Regions from separate parts of the Mus musculus genome. Here region 2 is linked to region 1. Evidence: chromatin contacts called from ENCODE Hi-C or POLR2A ChIA-PET data. All regions are on one chromosome and are shown on one strand. Each heading gives the region's core, a stretch centred on a gene start or an enhancer-like site at or near the end of the contact. The rest is flanking DNA. Distances are from core to core; before and after follow the strand shown. Region 1 holds the start of Cables2 (CDK5 and Abl enzyme substrate 2). Region 2 overlaps Gm29943 (a long non-coding RNA gene).

Region 1 (4,085 bases), core at 865-3,364:
CTCCTGAGAGCCCAAAGTAGGATCAAGGACAAAAAGCTTCTTGTCAGCCTATTCCACAGAGCAGGAGACTGAGGCTGTAAGAGATCCATTAGCTGTTCAAGGTCACAGAGCTACCGGATGGAGGATGGCTGGTCTGCACTCACTGTGACAGCCTTCAGGAGGCCAGCCACTGTTGTCTCTCCTACCCACAGACTGGGAGCTGGGGTAGACCGTCCTCCTGTTGAAGGCCTGTGACCACACAAGGATAACAACTCTCAGGATGAAGTGGGGCAGAACTAGGAAGACGGATGGCTGGAAGAGCTAGGACGGCGTGGGTACCAAAGGGAGCCTCAACCACAAATGTTTCAGCTTGCTCTTCAAGGGGGTCCAGCTAACTAACACTCTGGGACAAACTGACCCCTTGTCCCCACTGTATCCCTCTATGTCCTGTGGAGAAGCATGACCTGGCCCTACCTGTAGGCTGAGGTGGTAGCCACAGAAAGTTGAGGTCCTTTGGCCACAGATATGTGATGCAGGGTCAGAAGTCAGACAGCTTTTCCCATCACAGACCTGCCTAGGGCTTCCCACACCTGGGAGCCAGCCACCTGGCAGGAGCTCGGATATATAGCAGTGGGGCCTGCCCAGAAGGGACCTCAGTGTCCAGACTTAGCTCCCGCTGTCACTCGTTAGGTGAAGGCTGAGAATGCAAGAGGGAGCTGAGCAGGCTGAGACCCACATGGTGCTGGTAGCTACGGCCATCTGGGAAGTAAGCATAGCCAGGGAATGGGGGAGTAGTGAGGAATAAGAGCTGTCCTGGGCTAGGATGAAGGATCCTAGGATCCAGGCAGGGGAGGCAGAACAGTTACATGTTGCAGACCCTGAGTCCAGCAGGTGTGGGACAGAGGGCAGGGAGGTGGTCAGGTGTATAAGGCCGAGTAGAGATGAGACCAGGTAGGTAAGACCCTGGCCCACAAGCTGAGTTGGGCACACAGCCTGTAAAAAGTGTTTGTGAGTCTCTGTGTAGGGTAGCCAGGGGAGGGATGTGTCTAGAGTCAATTAGACCAAGGGAACTCCGAAATCCATATTCAGGGGACTTTCAAGGTAAAGAGCTGACCCCATATCCAGGAGCTGACAGCTTTAGTGGGACTTTCAAGGTAAAGAGCTGACCCCATATCCAGAAGTTGACAGTTTTAGTGGGACTATCCCTTCCCTCTGGAGGCTGACCAGCTTCAGTTAATCCCAAACTCATCTCCTGTATTCTGGACTGATGCTGCCACATCACCTCAGTCCCAGTCAAGGACAGACGGGACTGCGAGCCTCTCTGACTCTTGCACGCTGCGGTGATGGGCCCTCAAGTACCAGAATGAAGGATCCCTGGACCACCCTGGCTCCTGCATTATGGGCTGAAGAACCCTCTTCCCTAATTACCCGACACCTTGATCTTGGGCTGGTCATCTTGACCCTGTGTCCTGGGCTGACCATTCCGGTTCACCCAGACCTCTGAGTGTTAAGTTGATGGGTACCAGGTGACCATACCTGTGTGCGGGGTGAATGGACCCACCTCATCCCAACCATGTCCAGGTCTGCCGAGCTTGTGGCTTACCCGAACCCATAGGTCAACTACCCCACAACCTGGGAGGAGGGACCTGGCTCACCACCACCGGTGCCCCGGGCTGCCAAGGCCATAGGTCACACAGCCGGAGTGCTGGTTAGGCCTCTAGGCCACCACCCTGACCCCAGCGTGCAGCCGCCCCCGTCCAGCCCACTCACCTTTGGCGCTGCCCGTCCAGGCCAAGGCCGGCGGGCGCCGTCGTGGGGCTGAGCAGGCCCTGGGGCGCGGGCCTGGCTGGCAGCCCCGGGAGGCCTCCAGGTGGAGCGGGCGGCGGCGCGGGCGCCTCGCGGGCCTCGGTGGGCGGTGGCGGCGGCGGCGCTGGCTTCTCGCCTCCGGGACCCAGGCTCGGGGGCCGTCCGTCCAGGGAGATGTTGTTGAGAAAGAAGAGGGCGGCCTGACGGCGCCGGGAGTCCCCGCGCCTCCGCGGCACGGCCGGCGGGTTCCGGGCGGCCGGCGCGGGCCTGGAGGGGCCGGGGGCCGGACCCGGGGCTCCTCCCGCCGCAGCCGCGGCCATGCTCGAGTGCGCCGCCGCGCCGCGCCGCCGCGCAGCTGCCCATTGGCCGCGGCGCGCTTGCATGCAAATACCACCCCGTCACTCCCGCCCATTGGCCGCGGCGCGCCCATATGTAAATATAGTTCCGCGGTTCCTGTCTATTGGTTGCGGCGCGCCTGTATGCAAATACCACCCCGTCGCTCCCGCCCATTGGCCGCGGCGCGCCCATATGCAAATATAGTTCCGCGGTCCCTGTCCATTGGTTGCGGCGCGCCTGCATGCAAATGAGGCTCCTCTGAGCCCTTCGATCGGCTAGCGATATGTGGCTTGCCCCGGCGCTCCCCTGAGTCCTAGAGTCTTCTGTCTGTTGTAGGTTTGGCGTGGCTAAACACGGCAAGGTCGGTAGGTGCACGGAACCTGTGTCCTGTTCTCCCGTCCAGGACTCGGTGTACAGGGCACCCTTCAGCGAATGTTCATTATGGGCTGCAGACTCAGGGTGCGGGCCTGTTGTGGTCACTTGCTCCGGGGTGTTCCCTCAGCCCTGGGGTTCTTCTGGGCAGGTATCCATCCATGTTCCACCAGAGCCTGTAACTTCCGGGCTGTGCCGCCTGGCCTCCTCACTGACTGCTGAAGACACCCGTCTATGGTCTGAGGGCAGCTGACATCTCAGTTGCCTCATGGACGTGGTCTTGAGTCTGCATGATACTGGAGTTTCAGTTTCCTTCGTGGAGGATGTCCAGGACTCGAGTATACAAACCCTTCTGGCTCAGTACCGTGTGTGTATGTCGGCCCTTCCCTGTACAGAGTCTTCACCCTACCATCACCTGCTCTTTCCAGCTCCCAACCTATGTGGACTTCTTATCTTTCTTTTGTTTTGTTTTTCAAGTCAGGGTTTCTCTGTATAGTGTAGACCAGCCTGGCCTCGAACTCAGAAATCTGCCTGCCTCTACCTCCCAAGTGCTGGGATTAAAGGCATGCGTCACCACTGCCCGGCGACTTCTTGTCTTTAAAGTGTTTGATGGATCATTGAAGAAACACAAAGGAAAATCTCCCCAATGTTCTTTTTGGTCTATGGTCACTGCCTGCTCTGGTCCTGTGGCTGCTTAAAATGGGTGCTGGAGTGGAGTTGGTTGAGGGAGAGAGATCCCTGGGAAGTGGCTTCTTTCCTTGGGAGAAGCCATCGGTAGTGTTACCTATAGGAGTTCATACTGCCAGTTCCTTCCCTGCTTTTAAGGCTCAGGCAGGCTGATTCTGTCAGACACCCCCCTCTATCCATGGCATCTCCCTGTCATCCCTGAACAAGTAGGCTTACCCTTACTCTGTTCTGACCCCCCTCTTCTCCACTGCCTTTTCCTAGCTACCCTGCCAGGAACCAGTGACAAGGTGGACAGTTTTCCTGTCTAGTAGAACGCAGGGCTTGGTCCATTGAGTGGTGGGCACTCCCAGAGAGAGTAATTTCTGTCAGGGGGTCATGGTGTCTGCTGACCTGGGGTGGTGTCCTTCACACTCAGGCTGCTTACCTTTCTGAGTTTTGGTCTCTGGTAGTATGAGGTGCTAGCTGTATGACTAAGCTGCTTTGGGATGGGTAATTGATCGTGGCTAACAGAAGCCACTGTCTGACAGGGATGACAAGGAGGTGTGCTCCTGGCAGGGTACCATGAGTGTGGACATAGCCCTAGAGCTAGACCCCAATATTGGCAGACAAACCTGTGAGGTGATTGAGGGACATTTAAACAGGAACTTGGCCTCTTCCTGGGTGTGGTACTGTGGGTTTTTTTCCCTCACAGACCAAACCTGACCAGGAGGTCAAAGTGGATAAAACATACAGCTTGTGTTTTATTCAAATTTGAAAAAGCTGAAGAATCTTGTAACTGATTGAACACACACACACACACACACACACACACACACACACACACACACACCTGGCTGTCCCTTGGAATTTTGTCCTTCGGGCCTCTCAGGTGTGCTCAGTAGAGAATGGTACTCTGTTAAGCCCAG
Region 2 (4,085 bases), core at 1,159-3,658, 38 kb after region 1:
GGAAGTCCTTGGCCCTGGCACCCAAGAATATGACCTTATTTGGAAACAGGGTCTCTGCAGATGGAATTGAGGAAAGATGAAGTCATTGTGGAGCCTAATCAAATGTGAGTGTGCCCATGCTGTGATGAATGGGAGTCCCACTGAGACGGAGGTGATGGGAGTGCTACCCCAAGTGTCCATGAGCTAGAAGAAACAGAATGACCCTCCTGACCCTCCCTGATACCTTTGTGGACAGTATGACTCTGCCTGAGCAAGGCCCTGCCCACACTTGGATCTGTCTCACGGCCACAGCTGAGATTTCTGCTGACTTTGTTAGGACCTCAGGAACAAATGTAGTCAGCAAACCATTTACTATTCTGTGGAGGATTCACGACGGGGAATGCAGAATTTCTTTAATGAGCTCCTAGCAATGGTAGTTAGCCTCCCAAGTGGCCCAGCACTTCCCAAGACTTGTCTGGAAGGTCAGCTTTTGTCCCTGGCCATCCTGAGTAGGGCAGAGCCCAGGTTTTTGGTATTTAATTCCTGGTGTCGGTGCTGACTGGGTGATGTTATGAGATATGGACCTGGTTAGCGTAGCCCATTCACATTCACATCTCTCACCCCATATGAGCTCCCTTCCTTCAGAATGGATGACCCCCAGATTACCTGGCATGCCTGCAAGCCAGGATCAGCCTGCTGCTGCTGAGTATCATATGTATGTAAATCCTCTGTGCGAGGATCCAAGATTCTGGGACTATGCCTGGGAGCCTGAGATGTGCACTCTCTCTCTCTCTCTCTCTCTCTCTCTCTCTCTCTCTCTCTCTCTCTCTCTCTCTCATGTGTGTGTGTGTGTGTGTGTGTGTGTGTGCGTGTGTAATGGGGGCACTACTGGTCTAGGGGCTAGGAGCTGCTTGTATAAGTCTTAGTGTAGTGATGCCCAGTGTGGTGTGTAGAAAGCAGGAGTCTTTGTGTTTGCAAGTTGCTCAGCAGGTGTGAAGATTAGCTTGGTTTAGGTTTATCAAAGAAGCTTTTGGAGGTTCAGCAGCTATTTTCTAGCTTTCAGAAGCTGTTGTTTCTGGCTGTGTGAGACAGAAGCCCGGTGGTCATTCCTGGCCATTTGCTTAGTCCTGTTGACTGGTTGGAGGGTATCCTACATGTCTGAGAGCTTTCTCACCATCCTGTACAGGCAGTGACAAGCCTCCTGGGACCCCCTGAGTATATGACCATGCTTGTGGCAAGTACATACACTACCTAGGGACAATGGAGCCACCAGACAGAGGTCAGCTTGGAGGCAGGTTATGTGTGAACATTGTGTGGGAGTCTGGGCTCTTCGCATTACGCTCTCTCCCAAAATTCTCCCAGCAGGAAGTGAGGAGGTCAATGTCCTGGGTCAGGTCTGCTTGCTTTCTCTTCTAAACTAACATGTAATTATTTGGGGACCCAGAGAACATCCTACTCTAGAAACTAGAATCAGAAGGGGCTTGGGTGTTGTTCTGTGCCATTTTCCTGGTGAGCCACAGGCACTAGATTTGAGCTACACAACAAATAACAAAAAACTTTAACTTCCAAGAAGATTGCTGGGCTGTGGGTCCATTCCAGACCTCTGTACCATCACAAGGAGGCCTCGATCTCCAGGACGTCATCCTGGGAATCTCATCTGTGCAGCTCCCCTTAACATGGTGCTCATAATGCAGGTCTGTCTGGGCTCTGCGTGGTTTCCGTAGGGCTGGTGCCCAGGCCCCCCAGGTCCTCTGGCTCTGCCTGTGACTTCTGTATTCTGCAGAAGCTAACTGGGCTGAGGAATCCCTATTTTCCCCACAGCCTTCTCCCAAGTTCCTTAAGCTGAAGTGCCCTGGCCTTTCTCGGAGCTGTTTTATGGAGTAGAGGCACAGAGAGGATCAGTAGCTTGCCACACAGCACTGCTGAGGAGAGCTGGGGTTTGAACTGGTGGAGCTAGTTTGGGTTCTGGCTCCTGGATACACTGCACAGGTCCTTCTCTGGGCAACCTGCTGTTTGAAGGACCCATGGCGGGGGTCAAGACTTGCTTGGGACTTAGGTCTTCCACTGTGGCATTCTGGCCAGTGAGCAAGGCACTCTGTGGGCTACTCACTATAGAATTTATCAACTGATTGTGAGAACAGGACAGGTCCTTCCCTTAGCAAAGAGCCTAGCTTTCTCTCCTTTCCTCTCTCCTTCTTCCCCTTTCCTGTCATATATACCCATCCTTTGAGTACTTGCATGCACCCAGTATGCCTTGATGATATCCAGCATGCCCGCTTAGCCTAGCAGGTGGCAGGGGTACAGAGGCATTAAGGAGTAGGGTGAGGTGGATCTTGGCTAGGGTTTCCTCTCTGCATGTGCTCTGCTCCTAACTACTGCTCAGAGAGCAGGCACGAGAGCAGGCCCAGGGTTCTCTTATCAGCATGGCCTCCCAGCTGCCAGGCCAACCTCCTCATAGGAAAATATGAGTCTCTCTTCCCCGGCTGCTGGCCAGGGCCATCAGCAGACAGCTCAGCCTGGCAGCACAGCCTGGCACGACCCTCACCCTGCCTGGGTGGCCAAAGCATTTTGGGGTGCTGGTTGGAAGGCCTCATGGAAAACCCACCCTATCCATCACTGAGATGGGGGATTGCTGAGGAGGCCTCATCTTCCCACATGCTCATGCGGCCCTTTATTTTCAGTGGAGGAATGGTAACAAAGAGGTCTGCTGTCCAGAGCTCGAGGTGAGAAGAAGGCCCTGTCTCCTGCACCTGAGTTTCAAGGATAGAACTGAGTGAAGCTGGCTCACTCCTTCCCTTCCCCACTCCCCAGCCCCTTTCTCTGCTTCCCGGCACAGCCTGTACTCTTCATTTAACCCCTTGACCTAGACCCTGTTCTTTTAGCTGGACCAGTTCCATCATTCTCACAGGGATAGACCTAAGAATCCAGCTTGGCAGGGTATGCCATTTGTAACTGTCCTTGGTGTGGCTCAGCTTACCTTAATCTTAATTCTGGCCCAAACATGAAGACTGAGATAGACCTAACCCATCTGGGTGCTGTCCTCACACAGCATGTGTGGCTGCCATGGGATGGCTGGTCCTGCTATATGGTGACTCAGTGTAGACAATACAGTGGTTGCATGGACCGGAATGACCCAGAGATGCTAAATTATGTCATTTGTTACTTCCTGGGGAGACAACAGGCTGAGATGTTTTGGATGTGCTGGGTTAAAACATAATGAAAGATTATTTCTTCCTTTTTCTTGATGTATGCGTATGTATGCATGTATATGTATTTATGTTTTTGGCTCCTCCTAAGGCTGAGGAGTCTGCTCTGAACTTCTGTATCCTCTTATGGGTGTAGAAGCATTACATGTCATTACATTACATTATATGTCTCTCGTTTACATAGTGCTCTCCCTGACAGACTGTGTTTAACTTCCCTTCTTACAGATTCCTGCCGCATCGAACCAGGACCATTCCCCGTCTGCCATGACCTTGTCTTTCCTTACTGTGTCTGCAATGACCCTGTTTTCAGAGGTCATACGGAGGTCCTAGGGATTTGGATTCCAACATGTTTTCCCTTGGGAGAGCACTGTTCCCTTGGGAGAGCACTGTTCCCTTGGGAGAGCACTGTTCCCTTGGGAGAGCACTGTTCCCCAGCTGGGGGCGCTGCTTAAGAAGAATGTGGAGCTTTTAAAAGTAGAACTTTGAAGGCTAAACTCATCTCAGGGTTTGGCCTAGCCAGGTTCTCTGATTCTTGTAAGGAACCTGTCACACACTTCTGCCACCATGAATTTAGCTATGCCTTCATTACTATGAGAACTAAATAAAACCCAGAGAAATTACAAATAATAATAATTAAAAAAAACTCTTTCCTTTCTTACATTGTTTCAAGTATTGTGTGATATAAAGTAACAAATGCTGGGGTGTTACAATTAGAGGGTAATTCCAGTGCTCTATAGATCCCAAGCTGCAGTATCATCCAGGTTGCACAAGAAGATCTTATCTAGGGGAAAATTGGTTAGGAAGGACTGGCCTGGGACAAGTTGGTGTCTTAGATTCCTACAGGCTTGTTTCAGCTTATACAAACTTGTCAGGGGGTCCTTTGTGAGGTAGATGCAAGGG

What was found. A loop is a pair of places that touch in the nucleus more often than their neighbours do. ChIA-PET counts read pairs that join two places held with the same protein, here RNA polymerase II (POLR2A).
Region 2: POLR2A ChIA-PET joins it to region 1 with 14 read pairs in embryonic stem cell. The contact joins the enhancer-like site here to the promoter of Cables2 in region 1. A Hi-C loop is called at or near these places in 3 of 37 maps with a recorded cell type or tissue (Patski, T-helper 17 cell and T-helper 2 cell). POLR2A ChIA-PET finds 5 or more read pairs at or near these places in 2 of 5 experiments (both embryonic stem cell).

Annotation. Positions count from the first base shown.
Region 1 is chr2:180,271,351-180,275,435 of GRCm38, forward strand. It overlaps Cables2 (CDK5 and Abl enzyme substrate 2), which reads right to left and starts at 2,115. Exons shown (of 10, transcript NM_145851.2): 1 at 1,750-2,115. The coding sequence starts at 2,105. It also overlaps a transcript of Rbbp8nl not described here.
Region 2 is chr2:180,308,923-180,313,007 of GRCm38, forward strand. Gm29943 (a long non-coding RNA gene) reads left to right here. Exons shown (of 3, transcript XR_867153.1): 2 at 1-104; 3 at 3,411-3,843. Among named protein-coding and RNA genes, the nearest start is that of Gm29943, 20 kb to the left of the region's middle. Within about 2 kb of position 2,409, at least 1 of the 3 ENCODE cell types and tissues checked has a DNase peak (open chromatin) inside an H3K27ac peak, as active enhancers do.